Regions from separate parts of the Homo sapiens genome. Here all the other regions are linked to region 1. Evidence: chromatin contacts called from ENCODE Hi-C data. All regions are on one chromosome and are shown on one strand. Each heading gives the region's core, a stretch centred on a gene start or an enhancer-like site at or near the end of the contact. The rest is flanking DNA. Distances are from core to core; before and after follow the strand shown. Region 1 holds the start of PSMG1 (proteasome assembly chaperone 1). Region 2 holds the start of MX2 (MX dynamin like GTPase 2). Region 3 holds the start of MX1 (MX dynamin like GTPase 1).

Region 1 (4,860 bases), core at 2,287-4,786:
GTACACAAGTAAACTGGCAGTTACATTCTGCTCCCAGCTCTAAAATTACTCCCTTATTGGCATCTTTGGAGGAATTTTCTAAAAGCCATAATCCAGTGGGTTCCTCCCAGTCAGCTCTTGTACAGACATGTGCTCTGGGGAATTCTGAGGAGGAAATAAATTGCAGAGTCTGTAGGTGGAGAGGTGGAAAGAAAAGACAAATGGCCTGCTATAAGACTACTATTCCTTTCCAGAATGCAAGGCCTTGAAGACATGATTCCTTAGAGGAAGAATATAATGGGAAGTGTACAGGCTAGGAAGAACTTGAAGTGAACAAATTTCAAAATCTTAACCTGATGCTAATTTTCAGGGTTCTCCATTACAGTGTAAAAATTCAGACCACGACAACTATGGTGTCATGAGGAAAAAAAATCAGGCATTTTTCCAAAGGAAGTGCTAATGGGCCTATTTGACTTCTGAGTGAAGCAAAAACTACCCAGATCCATTCCCTACAATTCACATCCCCAAAGGTCAAAAACAAACTAGGAGGACCTGGGAATTTCAGCTGGAGATACTGATTATTGAGTTCTGAAGTAGAGTGTTGGAAATAGGCAATTAGAGAAAGTCCATTGATGTCATTTTGTTTATAATATTGCAGTTCATACTGAATGACCACTTGATATGACTAATTCAGGGAATATATATTTTTCTATGAAAGCTATGAATGTTACTATCACGGCTTTTCCTTATTTTTACTTGTATGTAGCAGCATTTACAGAAATGCCAAAAATGTGCCTCATTAAGAGGCAGGTCTTAATCAGTTAGATAAAAATAAAATGTATAGCTTAAGATCAAAACAGTCATATTTTTAGATACAGTGAAATCTTTTATGTTTCTCTACAGCACCTTAAAAATTAGAACTTGAATACTTTGAGTAAACTTACTACAATCTCATCCCAACAAACTTTAATGGTAGCATGTTTGGCCTATTTCATTGTGGCCTGTACTAGGATTAGAAAATTTGGTCGTGGTATAACAAAGAAGTGTATTTACAATAGGATTTAATTTGTTGTTAATATGTATTTGTTGAAATTAAAATTGCCAGATTAAATGAATATACTGTCGCATCTTTTTAACATAGTAACGTGTTACTGGAAAAATTAAGTTGTTGAAAGTAAGTTGTTTTCCCATTTAAAAATATCTGAATATATGATTTGCATGTGTAAATCTGAAAAACTAAACTACAGAAACCTAGGGTTTTCTATTTCTTTTTTAAGTCAAATGCATTTTTTTTTTTTTGTTATACAGATGAACCAAGTGTCTAAAATACTTGAGAAATTTGTGGTTGCATGTCTGTTTTAAAAAAAAGGCTTTTTGTTTTTTAGCATAAGCCAGAATATTCTAACCTACTAAGTCTGTGTCCTTTGCTCCTTTTGTAGTATACTTTCATCTAAATTACTGATCCCCAATATGTTGATACACAGGTGAGAAAGGGAAGAATTCCTAATAAACTGCTATTACTTTTAGGTGCATGGGGTTTGATTTTTGAGCTCTAATGAAATGCTTAAACTTCTTTCCAGTTCAAATTTTACACTTAATTTATAATATTTATTGAGTATATTATGTCCTCAACAAGTAACTATAAAATGAAATACTTAACTCGGTGAAGACTATTTTATGCAAAGTTTTTTTTTTTTTTTTTTTTTTTTTTTAGCAATTTCAGTGTAATGAAAGAATTTAAGCTTTGAATTTATAATTTGCTGTGGTGGGGTTAATTTCTGTCAGTATTTGAGATTGTATTATCAGTCTTGCATAATGAAATCCTTTTTTGGCTAAGTATTTAATTCGAACATATTTGCCTTTTTAAAAAGTGCTTGGCCTAAACTTATTGTAACTGCATGAAATAAGCATTTGCTTAAAACTTAACATTGTAAAATTGTTCTCTCTGAAATGTGTGCAGAATTTAAATCATGGCCAAATGTATTACTATTACCCTATTTACAGTAATTTGCTTTGCAGAAAATATTTCTTCATCATGGAACTGTGAAATCAAATTGAAGATCTTACTGGTAAAAATGACAAATTAACAAAAGGACTAAGACAAGTGGTGCCCAAACAACCTTTTTATTCTGCAGTTCCATCATCATAATAGACCAGTTAACCCAGGAGTCCTAATGTTTTAAAACATCATTGTGGTGATCTTGTTTATTCTATCTCACTAAGGATATCCAGTTTCCTAAGCTCTTACTGGCTAGCAATTTCGTCTTAATTTTATTGCTAAATGTTCAAATTTTGCTTCCAAACTCACTTTATTTTTGCAGATGTGTACATCTGCTAAGTACTAATTTTATGTAAATGATTTTGTTGATTATCTTTCCACATCTTAAAATGTTTCTAACAGCTTTGAGATTTTATCTCAACAGGCTCTCTCTGACCCCAAAGTAGTACTTACCTTCGTGACTACTGACAAAGTCACAAAATGCAGGCGATGTCATGTATTTCGGTACAACTAAATCTAGGAAACGGTTTTTTCATTGCATTACTGCATATTTTCATTTTCATTTAAATTATGTCCCCTTTTTCTCTTGCTTGAAACAGTGCTCCTCGAACTTTGTCTTCCAGCACATTTTAAAGAGAACCAATTAAAGAACAATCACACATTCTGCTTATTAAAGGCTATTTAAAAAGAAACATTTTGTATTAGAAAATGGCCAACTTTAAAACACTATTTTTTACACTCATAAAAATGTTTTTTAAATCGCCTTGACAATCATCAGCTTTTGAAATGTGAATTCCTATTGCCAGAGTAAAGGTCTCGTTTTTATACCACCACGAAGCGCTGTATTTCTTGCTGCCCTTGCGTCCGCCCGTGCCCGCTGTCTGAGGGCGCGCCTGGCTACGGGGGCCCTCAGTACCACCGCGCCGCCACCTACCTGGGCAGTCGAAATTTGGAGCGGGTGCTCAGTACACTAATGCTACCCCAGTCTCTCCTAACGCAGAAGGAAAATGGAAACGGACGATGAGGGGACGGCCCCACAGCTCCCGGACGCCACGGCCAGCGGCGCTGGCTCCGCCCCTGCACCCCTGGTTCCGCTACCGCCACGAACGGAGGCCCCGCCCTCCTCTCGCCCCCTGCCCCTCTAGCCCGCAGTCCTCCCACCTCCTGGCGCCCGCAGGGCTCAAGCTGCGAATGAAAGCCTTTGGGGGCCGGACGCGGTGGCTGAGGCCTGTAATCCAAGCACTTTGGGAGGTCTAAGGAGGACGATCGCTAGAGTCCTGGAGTTCGAGACCAGTCTGGGCAACATAGCGAGACCCCCTCCCCCAATCTGTAATTTAAAAACAAAAAAGCTGCGGGGACTGCTGGCCCAGGGCATGACAGCGCGGGCGGGCGGTGTAGAGGGCGTGGCCGCGAGCTCAGGGTGTGCCTGGGAGCGAGCCCTGTGCGGGGCGGGACGTAGCGCCCGCGCGGTGGGGGTGTGGCCGCGAGCTTGGGCTGTGCGCGGAGGGCGTGGCCTGTGCGGGGCGGGACTTATTGCCCGCGCGGTGAGGGAGCGTGGTCTCGCGCAAGCCGGCGTGCGGTCCCGCGGCGCTGCAGTTGTGTCCAGCCGGTCACGGGGCGGCTATGGCGGCCACGTTCTTCGGAGAGGTGGTGAAGGCGCCGTGCCGAGCTGGGACTGAGGACGAAGAGGAGGAGGAGGAGGGGCGGAGGGAGACGCCCGAGGACAGGGAGGTGCGTCTGCAGCTGGCGCGGAAGAGGTGAGGCACCGGGATAAGGGCAGCGCGCTCACCGCAGCTGGAAGGTGCGCGGGCCTGGCAGCCGCGACGGCGCCTAAGGCCGGGGCTCCGCGGTCTTCCGAGTGGCCCCCGCGGTTGCCGCCGCTCCTTGGCTCTGCTTGGGCCCTGGGTCTCCGTGAAGCCGCGGCGTCCAGCGGCGCCAGCCCCAGGTGTGTGTGGTTCTCGCGTGGATCTGCTGGCGTTTCGTGGAGTCCAGGGTGAAGCCGCTGTGGGAGGGCTGGGTTCAAATCCGTTCTTTAAAGGCTTTCTGGAGCGTTTCTGGAGCATTTCTGGAGGCTTGGTGTCTTGCGGACTCGTGATCTTCCCGCTTGTCACACTGTCTTGGGCCGCAGCGCTCCCGCGGGCCCCACCACGTTTGTCGTGGATTGTTCACGGACACACCAATTCCCTCGAAACTTTTTAAACCTGCACCCAACACTTCAATTAGCATGATGTGTCAGTAGCCGATGAACACGCTTTAAAAAAATTGTTTCCAAACACAAAAAAGTGGGAGAAAATAGTCAAGTGAGCCCTGACCCCTACACAACCGGGTAAATTCAACAGGAAGATTTTGCCACGTTTATTTTCTCTCCCGCCACTCCTAAGCGAATTCCAGTCATCATGGCCTTTCACCTCTACATTTTTCAGAATACATCTCAAACGTTTTAGGGATTTTCTTACATATGCTATTATCACCCCTAACAACACTAATACTAATTTTCCAGTATCATTTTGTAGTCCATGCTCACTCACGTTTACCTAGTTTTTTCAAACATGACATTTTACAGTGGTCTGCGTGAATGAGAATCCTAACAGGGTCCACAGGTTACATTTAGACGTGTCACTTCATTTAGAGCAACCTCCTCTTACCCCTCCTAAGAGACAGGACTGATTGTCTTGTCCAGTGCCCCCACACTCTGAATTTGTCTGATAGCTTCGTTGTGGTGTCACTTAACGTTTGTATCACCTGCATGTCCTGTAAAATGAATGTTCATTTGGAGGCTTGGTCAGATTCTCATTCAAAGTTTTGTCGGCAAGAATGCTTCTACTAAGTGGTGCTTTCTGTTTCTTATTGCAGGCTATCCCCAGCTGTCTCACTTTTAGGGA
Region 2 (4,905 bases), core at 1,482-3,981, 2.2 Mb before region 1:
GTTTTGGGACTCACACTGGCTCCCCTTGCTCCTCAGGCTGCAGATTGCTTATTGTGGACCTTGTGATCCTGTAAATTCATACTTAGTAAACTTCCATATATATGTATATATTTATTTTTTTATATTCCATTAGTTCTGTCCCTCTAGAGAACTCTGACTAATACAGGGAGCCTAGTTCAACCCATAACAGGTACGTAGTGACTGAAAGTAGTACAGCAAGAAAATCAGCCCAGGCCCCACCTCCTGCAGCGCTGCCCCGCCCCATCCCTGTCCCTGTCCACGCTTGAGGAGCCGGTGCCTGTCCCCGATGCCCAGGATGTGCTTAGTCCATCTTCCACCAGGGTCCTCAGGAGCCTGAGAGTGTGGTGAAAAGGGCAGCCTGGTCACTGTATTGATTTCTATTGAGGGCTGGAAAAAAACTCCAAAAGTGCAAAGGGGAGGGAGTTTCCCTACATATGCTTAAAGCCATAACTTGGCAATTCCAGAGACCTTTGCAAAGAGAAATCCCTCTTTCCAGGCGCATCACTGGAGAGGAAGGCCCTGCGGGGTGAAGGCCCAGGAAGCTGGTGGTTACCCAGCTTAGGCAGCACTGAGGTGAGGGAGTCCAGGCAGAGGTGGTCAGAAGTCATGGTGAATTCATGACTGACACTCCCTGATGCCCCCGACGAAGGCAGAAGCCTCTGGCTCCAGAATGCTTTTGGGTCTATCATCCCCCCAAATTCTCAAGAGAGCCTGTCCTGCAGATGAGGAAACTGGGCCATGGGGAGATGCTGGAGGCCTTGTGGGGGCCCCAGCCCAGGGCTGGGAATCGGGTCTCCACTGCTGTCTCTGACCTGCACCTGACACTGCATCCCAGGGTGTTGAGATTGGAGGACAAGCACACACATTCCCTGCTGAGTTTGGAAGTTTGACTGAGACTGCCAGGATCACGTAAGCACCCCTGGGAAGGATGGAAATGGCTGTGCCGGACATGGTGGTTCCCGCTGAAGTCTAAGGCAAGCTGCGTCTCCCACACGGGCATAGCCACTATTGCTGGCTTGCAACCAGTCCGAGAGCTCTGCCGGGTCCTGGGCACCAGGGGCCACTCTGCTGTGTCCCTTTGCTCCAGTCCCAATGTCACTCGCATGGTGCAGGGTCATGGCTGACCAAGCACTGGCACTGAATGCGACCTTATCTCCCCGGGCTCACCTCCTTTCTTTTTAAGACCGCTTGTTTTTCACCCACTCAAAGATATATATTGAGCACTAAGTCCTTGAGATACATATCGAGTCAGGCAGACAAAGATCTCTGGGGGAGCTTGCATTCTAGGGCAGGGGCTAAACCTAAATAAAGCTCACATACATCCTGGCCAGACGCAGGGACTCACACCTGTAATCCCAATGCATTGGGAGGCCGAGGCAGGAGGATCACTTGAGCCCGGAAGTTTAAGGCTGCAGTGAGCTATGATGGTACCATTGCACTCCAGCCTGGGAAACAGAGCAGGAAGACCCTGTCTCAAAAAAGAAAAAGAAAAAAAAATTGTACATCCGAAGGGAGTCAAAAGTGCTTCAGGGGTTGGCGCGGGGCTGGGAAGTAGAGCAGAGTAAACGGAGGAGAGGGTGCGAGGAAAGATAGCTTGGAATCCTGATCTTTTTAAACAGCTAGAGACAACATTCTAAACACAAAATGAGAAAGAACAGTGTTCAAAAGGTGTCATCAAAGCCGAATGGGGTGGCTTACGCCTGTAATCCCAGTGCTTTGGGAGGTTGAGGCGTAAGGACTTCTTGAGCCAGTGAGTTTGAGACCAGCCTGGGCAACATAGAGAGCCCCTGTCTCTACAAAAAGAAATAAAATTAACCAGGTGTGGTGGTGCACACCTGTAGTCCCAGCTACTTGGGAGGCTGAGGTGGGAGGATCCCTTGAGCCCGGGAGCTTGAGACTGCAGTGAGCCATGATCACGCCACTGCACTCCAGCCTGGGGAACAGAACGAGAACTTCTCTCAAAAAAAAAAAAAAAAAAAAAAAAAAGAAAAAAAAACTGCGTCATCAATACCACCATGTCTCCTTTCCGCTCTATATCAATTATAAAATGGACTTCAGCCCCCAGAGTGCAGGCGATCCAGGGTGCAGTGGTCCAGAGTGCTGGAGTTGGCCCCTACTGGCTGGGAACTGGCCACGGTGGGAGCATTCACACCATGAGAACGGAAGAGAATCGGCAAAGGCTAGAAATCAGGCACCACCCTCTGCCCTGCCCCGCCCCATGAGAGCCAATTTCCCAGCATATCACCGTCACTAAGGTTACGTCAGAGCATCACAAATACCACAAAAGAAGGAACACTTGAAACCCTCCGAGACGACTTTTCGGGCACAAAGCTCCTTACTCAACCCCCAGACTTTGTAGGACGCTGAGCAAAGCTGTCCTAAAAACCACCCCTTTGCGTCCACCCGACTTTTGGCCAGATCAGGATGGAGGCCACCCTGTCCCCAGGGCCAGCCACTTCCCCTCCAGAGCCTCTTTGTCTGTGCACAAGGCTACTGTGGGCTGGTGGCAACATGGGCCCTTTCTGCTCCTCACACCAGAATCTTATCTTTGTGGCTCCTGCCTCCCAGCACAAGCCACATTCACCAAGCAGATGTCACGTTACTCAGGAAATATTTTTTAAACACGCATCTGCTGTGCATCAGACACAAAGCAGCCCTCCCTGCACCGGCCCCGCTCTTACCGCTGCACGTTCAGGATGGAGAAATCATCTCTTCCCTTTCCTCCACTTCACTTTTATGTGGCATATGAACCACTCCCTCCCCTGCTCCGTCATCAACAAACAGGGAGAGAAATGAAACTACTTGATCTGGCCACAGAAATGAAACTGAGTTATCAGCGTGCTCTCCAGATGACTCACAGAGTGGTCCCCAAACTCCAGCTGCATCCGAATCCTGGGAGAGCTGTGGAGACGGGGCGGCTGTCCCCCCACCCCCGCCAGAGAGTCTGATCTGTCAGGTCTGGGCTGGGCCTGAGAATCAGCATTGCTAACAGATTCCAGGGGAGGCTGGCATGGGGGCAGCTCAGAGTGGCTCAGTCACTGGAAGGTTCTGCCCTGACAGTGCCATCCAGTACCACCTGTGTGGCTCTGAAATGTGACTACTGCGACCAAGGAACTGGACTTCGAACTCCATGTAATTTGAATGAATAGCCACGTGTGGTTCGTGTATCGGGCCTCACAGATGCACTCCTGTTACAGCCGAGGACATGCTCTCAGGTACATGATCTGGACGCTCTGAGCTGTCCTGCTTAGCTTCATGCCTGAGCCGCACCTGACAAATGTCACCTCTCCCCTCATTAGGTGCGGAAAACCCAAAGAAGGAGGGTCAACAGCTTTCTCCAAGCACCCGTGCCTGAGGTCCCCGCCGCAAAACCAAGACGGTTTTCTTCCCATTGGAGATAAGGAGGCCCCAGGACAAACCCCAGGCTCCGGAACTCAGCCCTGAGCCAGCTGCATGTCATCTTTCTGGTCCTCAGTTACTTTTCACCTGCAAAAGTGAAGGTGCACAACCGCATGCTCCCTAAGGCTTCCTGCTCTGTGACCAAAGTCAAGGAGGGCCAGGCATTCCCATCACCAGAGCCAAGAGGTCTGGGAACCTCCAGGAGGAGCCCTCCAGACACCGGGGAGGGGACCAAGCCTCTCAAGGACTGGCAGTGATGGCTGGGAGGGAGGAAGCAGGCTCTCAGCTCTCCTATCCACCCGTGATCCTCTCCCAGACATCAACACTATACGTTTAAAAAAACTCCTGAGCTCCTCTTGGCTAAGTCATTGTAGTGACTTCCCTTGAGTGCAGGCTTAACTTTACGGAAGATATTTAGAAACTTAACATGTTTTTCAAAACCTTGGCATTAGAAATATTAACACCAGGAGATCATCGTCAGGATCACCTATCCCTGAACCACTTCTCTTCCCAAGAGCCCGGGCGGACAGAGGCTGAGGAGTGAGGGGAGGAATGTGAATCTCAGACTTGGCAGCGTGATGTGACATTCGGTTTCACTAGGAATGTCTTTCACAACAGGGCCTGGGCCGGCCTACTGCTTCAAGGAAGGCACAAAGAAAGGCCTCAGAGAAGCCGGACAGAGGGACACGAGCAGCTCGGGCCAGCTCAGGGGACCCTCCACCCTCTGTCAAGGCAGCATCCCCCTCCTGCACGCCCCTCACCAGCAGCCCTGGGAAGGACCAGAGGTGCCTGCGCATGCAAACTTCAAGGACAGGGTTCTTGCGTTCTGAGCACTAAAGCCCTGAGGGTGAATGAATGTCCCACGCAGCATCCAAGCACAGGGGCCGGGGCCAGAAAAGATGCTGCTGCTCAGGCCTCGGTCACAGCCGCTGGGCGGAGCTCTTCCCTCAGCTCCACATCAGGGAGCGTTACAGTGTGCAGCTTGGTAAAGAGGCGAAGTCCAGAAGCCCCAGTGCCCGCCTCCTGCCCTGGCACGCTGACTCTATGGAAAGCGCCAGCGCCTCTGTGTGCTGATGAAGTTCCTGGCCACCTGGAAGCACCTGCAGCACCTGGAGCCATCCAGAGCCAGCATGCATCCACTCTCCCATGGCCTCTCCAATCACAGAAGGAAAGATCAAGCAAATGCTTTCCTGAATTAACAGGACAAAGGCAATGGTGAAGTGCTGTAGACAAGCAGGGTTCTTACCTGGGGTGTGTCCCTCCCAGCAGAGCACAGGAGCAGCGGGTGCACCTTGGAGTGGAACTCCACCCTGTCATTGTCCGTGTGACCTGGCTCTTTGTTTCTTTTTTGTTTGCTTGAGATGGAGTCTCGCTCTGTTGCCCAGGCTGGAGTACAGTGGTGAGATTTCTGCTTACTGCAACCTCGGCCTCCCAGGTTCAAGCAATCCTCCCACCTTAGCCTCCCAAGTAGCTGGGATTATAGGC
Region 3 (4,624 bases), core at 474-2,973, 2.2 Mb before region 1:
TGCACTCCAGCCTGGGCGACAGAGTGAGACCTTGTCTCAAAAAAAAGAAAGAAAGAAAAGAAAGAACCCAACGGCCCACTTCATTTCTGCCTTACCTTGGAATGGTGGCTGGATGGCGGCGTTCTTCACTCCAGATTTCAGGGAGTGGGAGTCTTCCTGTAGCCTCCGACCCAGAACCGATCTCCTCGCAGTGTGGCCACAGAATTCCTGCAGTGAGGGTAAAGGTGGCATCCAGGGTTGTCAGGGGGTTCTCTCCTTGTGGTGAAGCTTCCTCAGCTCAGACCCCATAGAGGAGCAGGGATGGGAGGTAGGATTCAGCCCCCTTCCTCTCCCAAAACTCCTAATAAGGACCACCTACTGCCTACGTTCTAGGAAATGCCTAAGATGGAAGAGGCTACACTTTCCCAACATAATCCAGTCTAGTTTTTTCTTTTTTTATAAGCTTTTAAGTTCTGGGGTACATGTGCAGAACGTGCAGGTTTGTTACATAGGTATACATGTGCCAATTCAGTCTAGTTTTAAAACTAACTCTTGCAGGACTGACATTCACCTTTTCTTCTGAAAGCGTTTTTCCCCCCAAACCCTGCTGGTATTTAAATTTGTTATGAATAAAAGAGAGAACATCTTGCCCTTTAGACCAAATGCACTGCTACCTACCAAAGCCCCTGAGCTGGGTGAGCAGGTGGGCGGCAAGGGCGCGAGGGAGGCGTGTCCACCGTGACACTGGGATTCCTGGCCGGCAACTGCGGTCCAAGGCTGAAAGATGACACAGCCATTTTAGGAGCCCTTTGGGACTGACACCGGTGGTGGAGGTAGAGGCGCGGTTAGCATCACTGGACTCTACTTCCCAGTAACAAACGTGATTTAAAATTTAACCAAATAACTTGGGCCATCCCAATTGCCCAGCTCGGCAGCACCTGCTGTGAGTGTTGGTGGGATGGGAGCGCAGGTCTCAGCTGTGCCCGGGCTCCTTCTGCCACCCCCGGGACTGTCCTGCCTCCCTTCGTCCACCGCACCCACTCCACGATCCCGGCCAACTACGATGGACCCCGAGGGTGCGTCAGCCCCACGCGCCGGGGAGGCCCCAGGCATGGCATCCACTGGGGCGGTGGGGGGGAACAGCGGGCAGGGGTCTTCCCGCGCATGCCCCATCTCGGCCCAGCTCGGAACCCCCTTTATTCAGCAGGATCGGCGAGAACTCCTTGAACCTTCCCTCCCCAGCGACCTCCGCAGTCTGACTTGGGTTTGCTTTCGCGCGTTCCCAGGAAATAGAAGTCGACGGAAAGCAGTGGTCGGCGTTCGGGTGGGCTCGTGGCCCGCGCAGCCGTGGATCTGAAACTTTCCCGGCGCCCTTCCCCGCTTACTAGAGTCCCTCGGAGACCTCCCCCGAGCCCCGTCCCCCACCCCTTCCCAACCTCTCCTGCAGGAAGGCCGCGGGTTAGGGGGATGTTTCTGATGCGTCATCAGGAGCCTGGGCAGCCTGGTGGGAACCAGAATCAGGCGTGCTCCGAGCCCGCCCATCAGCGCCCTTGCTATGATTATGATTATTATTATTGTTAGTTACTAGCAGCCGAGAAGGTGCCCCCGTCGTGCCCGTGCTCCGGAGCGCTAGTCTCCGCCACGAACGCCGCTCTCCCAATGCCCTTCTCCGCGCTCCTAGCGCGGTTACTGGGCGCTGCCCCCAGAAGCGACACTCACCGGTCCCTGCGCAGTGCTGGAGTGCGGCCTCCGCTCTCGCTTCGCCTCTTTCACCCCGCGCCCAGCCCCGCCCCGCGCCGCGAAGAAATGAAACTCACAGACCCTGTGCTGAGGGCGGCTCCGGGCGCAGAAACGAAACCTAGCTCCTGGCCCCGCACCTGCAGCACTTGCCTCGCGGGAACTCGCGGGAGACGCAGGTTCTCGGGCCCGAACCCAGGCCTGCTGAATCAGATGCTCGTTTCATCAGGCCCGTCTGAGGATCAAGGTGCTCCGGAGGCTCCCTAATGGCCCGGAGTCATCCAAGCCTGCACGTATCCTTGAACCTAGGCATGTCCTTCCCCCCGTCGGTTTTGAAAACAGATGCATTGGTAATTGGGGGTCTTCAGTTCCCTCCCAGGGCTCACTGGGATGATCCCAGCACCAGCAGGGACTCCCAGGCATTGTGTGCCAATGGCTGCAGAGCCCCTCTTGTCCCGAACTCCGTCCAGCACTCCCACCCCTAACCAGGCACACCCATACCATCTTCCTCCTTTCCCGTTTCCCCTTGCCCACTTCTAGGCCTCCCTGGAGTCTGGCTCATCTGGCCTCTCCAGGGTGGAAACGGGTGTGTGGAAGGAAAATAAAATAAAATAAATAAAATAGTAATAATAAAGCTTAAAATAATAAACATAACATAGGTAATAGTTGTCAGGCCAGGCCATCGCATCCCAGGCCAGGCCATCGCATCCCCTGTGACTTGCAGGTATACATCCAGATGGCCTAAAGTAACTGAAGATCCACAAAAGAAGTAAAAACAGCCTTAACTGATGACATTCCACCATTGTGATTTGTTCCTGCCCCACCCTAACTGATCAATGTACTTTGTAATCTTCCCCACCCTTAAGAAGGTTATTTGTAATTCTCCCCACCCTTGAGAATGTACTTTGTGAGATTCACCCCTGCCCACCAGAGAACAACCCCCTTTGACTGTAATTTTCCATTACCTTCCCAAATCCTATAAAACGGCCCCACCCCTATCTCCCTTCGCTGACTCTCTTTTCGGACTCAGCCCGCCTGCACCCAGGTGAAATACACAGCCATGTTGCTCACACAAAGCCTGTTTGGTGGTCTCTTCACATGGACGCACATGAAAACAGTTAACATTTAGTATAAGCTATTTAGAAGTAACACATAGGCTAAAATTTTAAGCAGCCCCTCCCAGCATTGTAACAAGTTGCAGATGCAAGCTTATCTCAAAAGCTTATCACCTGCCTCGGGACCCCAGCCTCCAACCCTAGTCCAGCTTGGAGGATGACTAGTCAATATAACTGAATTGCCAGTTTCCTCAGAATTGTCACGGGTTAAGTAATTTACTGTCTTTGTCTGAAACCTGTATCCTACCTTGTTTTTCCCATCTCAAACGACATATAAGCTAGCTGCTTTCTTTGTTGGGGTTGGCAGCCATTTTGGGCATGAGCCTGCTGTTGGCCCGAATTAAAAGTTCTGTTTTGGTCTCCAAAGGTCTCTTTGTCTTCCTTGGCTAGAGTTTTACTGCAAAGGTGAAAGGGGTTGGGGAGGGCTGAGTCAAGCAGACCCATGGGTGGTCCTCCCTTTGGGAGCTCCCATTCTCGGCTAACTGGCTGTGAGTGGGAGATGGCATTTCCCTTTGGGAGCGGTTGGCACCCCACCTCCATTCTCCTTAGCTCAGCTCACAGTCCCTTACAAGCCCCCGCTAAAGACTTCCATGATTAGGAAGGGTCACCCCCAACCAACCTCAAGGCCCAGAACCTGCCCCAGCTTTAGGTCCTGGGGTCAGGGGAAACCTGGATGGAATCAAATTCAATACTGCTGCACCTACAAGAGGGGGAGGAGCCCCCCAGCCAGCTCCCTGTGCTGAAATCTATTTTGCTTTGCAGGATCCACTCCTAGGGCTGGGCAACCCCATCCAAGGGGTTCTTCATCCAAGGGGTTCATCCAAGGGGAACACAAGTTCTCCCAGGAATTAGCAATGACCTCACTTTAACACACACACACACACACACACACACACACACACACTCAACCCCTCTGGGCCTTTTACTTCCTAGTCAAGAACCCAGGCAACAGCACATCCTGGGGGACTGTGAGCAGGCTGGGCTGATGCTTTCTGAAGCAGGAACAGTGCCTTGGGAACGCAGGGTAGGTGTGAGCAGAGCTGGCACTCATGTGAACAGAGACTTCACTCTGGGTGATGCTGCTGCTGTTTCCAACAGCGGGAGGCTTCCCTAAGGGCCCTTGTTCACGAACAAAATCAGAAAGAGCTGCAGGCAACTGATAACCAGATAGAGGCACAACCTCAGCCAGGGCAGGACTCGGAAGGGCAGTGAGGCGCCCTGCCCAGGAAACACAGCACACACAGCTCACTCCCAGTTGGTGCAATGCCTCCTTAAGTTTTAACGCCCTAGGCACTTCCCTTGTCCACCGCAGTCCTTCCCTGGCCTTAGATTTTGGTGCTTCATTGCCTCTAATATGCATATGATATGGCAGGGCCTTGGGGAGTATAGGTGGTTGTTTTGGGGTGTAATTCAGCAGTCAGTCATACAATAATAGCTCCTGTCTACTGAGCATGTAGGATGTGTTAGGTGTCAGTGAGAGACGGGACGAGCTGGATGTCCCAGGCCGACTAAGAATCCCTAAGCCTAGCTGGGAAGGTGACCACATCCACCTTTAAACACAGGGCTTGCAACTTAGCTCACACCCGACCAATCAGGTAGTAAAGAGAGCTCACTAAAATACTAATTAGGCAAAAACAGGAAGTAAAGAAATAGCCAATCATCTATTGCCTGAGAGCACAGGGGGAGGGACAGTGATTGAGACAGAAACCCAGGCATTCGACCCAGCAATGGCAACCCCCTTTGGGTTCCCTCCCTTTGTATGGGACGTCTGTTTTCACTCTGTTAAATCTTGC

Evidence for each region. A loop is a pair of places that touch in the nucleus more often than their neighbours do. Pooled maps may share reads with other maps.
Region 2: a map of CD8-positive, alpha-beta T cell shows a loop between it and region 1 (13-fold over the local background). The contact joins the promoter of MX2 here to the promoter of PSMG1 in region 1. A Hi-C loop is called at or near these places in 2 of 168 maps with a recorded cell type or tissue (CD8-positive, alpha-beta T cell and naive thymus-derived CD4-positive, alpha-beta T cell), 5 of 37 single-sample maps with no recorded cell type and 9 of 50 pooled maps.
Region 3: a loop to region 1 is called in a pooled map, with 7 times the contacts of the local background. The contact joins the promoter of MX1 here to the promoter of PSMG1 in region 1. A Hi-C loop is called at or near these places in 2 of 37 single-sample maps with no recorded cell type and 6 of 50 pooled maps.

Annotation. Positions count from the first base shown.
Region 1 is chr21:39,182,127-39,186,986 of GRCh38, reverse strand. PSMG1 (proteasome assembly chaperone 1) reads left to right here and starts at 3,536. Exons shown (of 7, transcript NM_003720.4): 1 at 3,536-3,735. The coding sequence starts at 3,602. It overlaps BRWD1 (bromodomain and WD repeat domain containing 1), which reads left to right. Exons shown (of 41, transcript NM_033656.4): 41 at 1-1,505. RefSeq lists silencers at 3,361-3,580, 3,781-3,860.
Region 2 is chr21:41,359,853-41,364,757 of GRCh38, reverse strand. It overlaps MX2 (MX dynamin like GTPase 2), which reads right to left and starts at 2,731. Exons shown (of 14, transcript NM_002463.2): 1 at 2,703-2,731. RefSeq lists a silencer at 148-197 and enhancers at 2,187-3,026, 3,047-3,306, 4,589-4,905.
Region 3 is chr21:41,423,338-41,427,961 of GRCh38, reverse strand. MX1 (MX dynamin like GTPase 1) reads right to left here and starts at 1,723. Exons shown (of 17, transcript NM_002462.5): 1 at 1,699-1,723; 2 at 658-756; 3 at 96-207. RefSeq lists an enhancer at 1,617-2,056.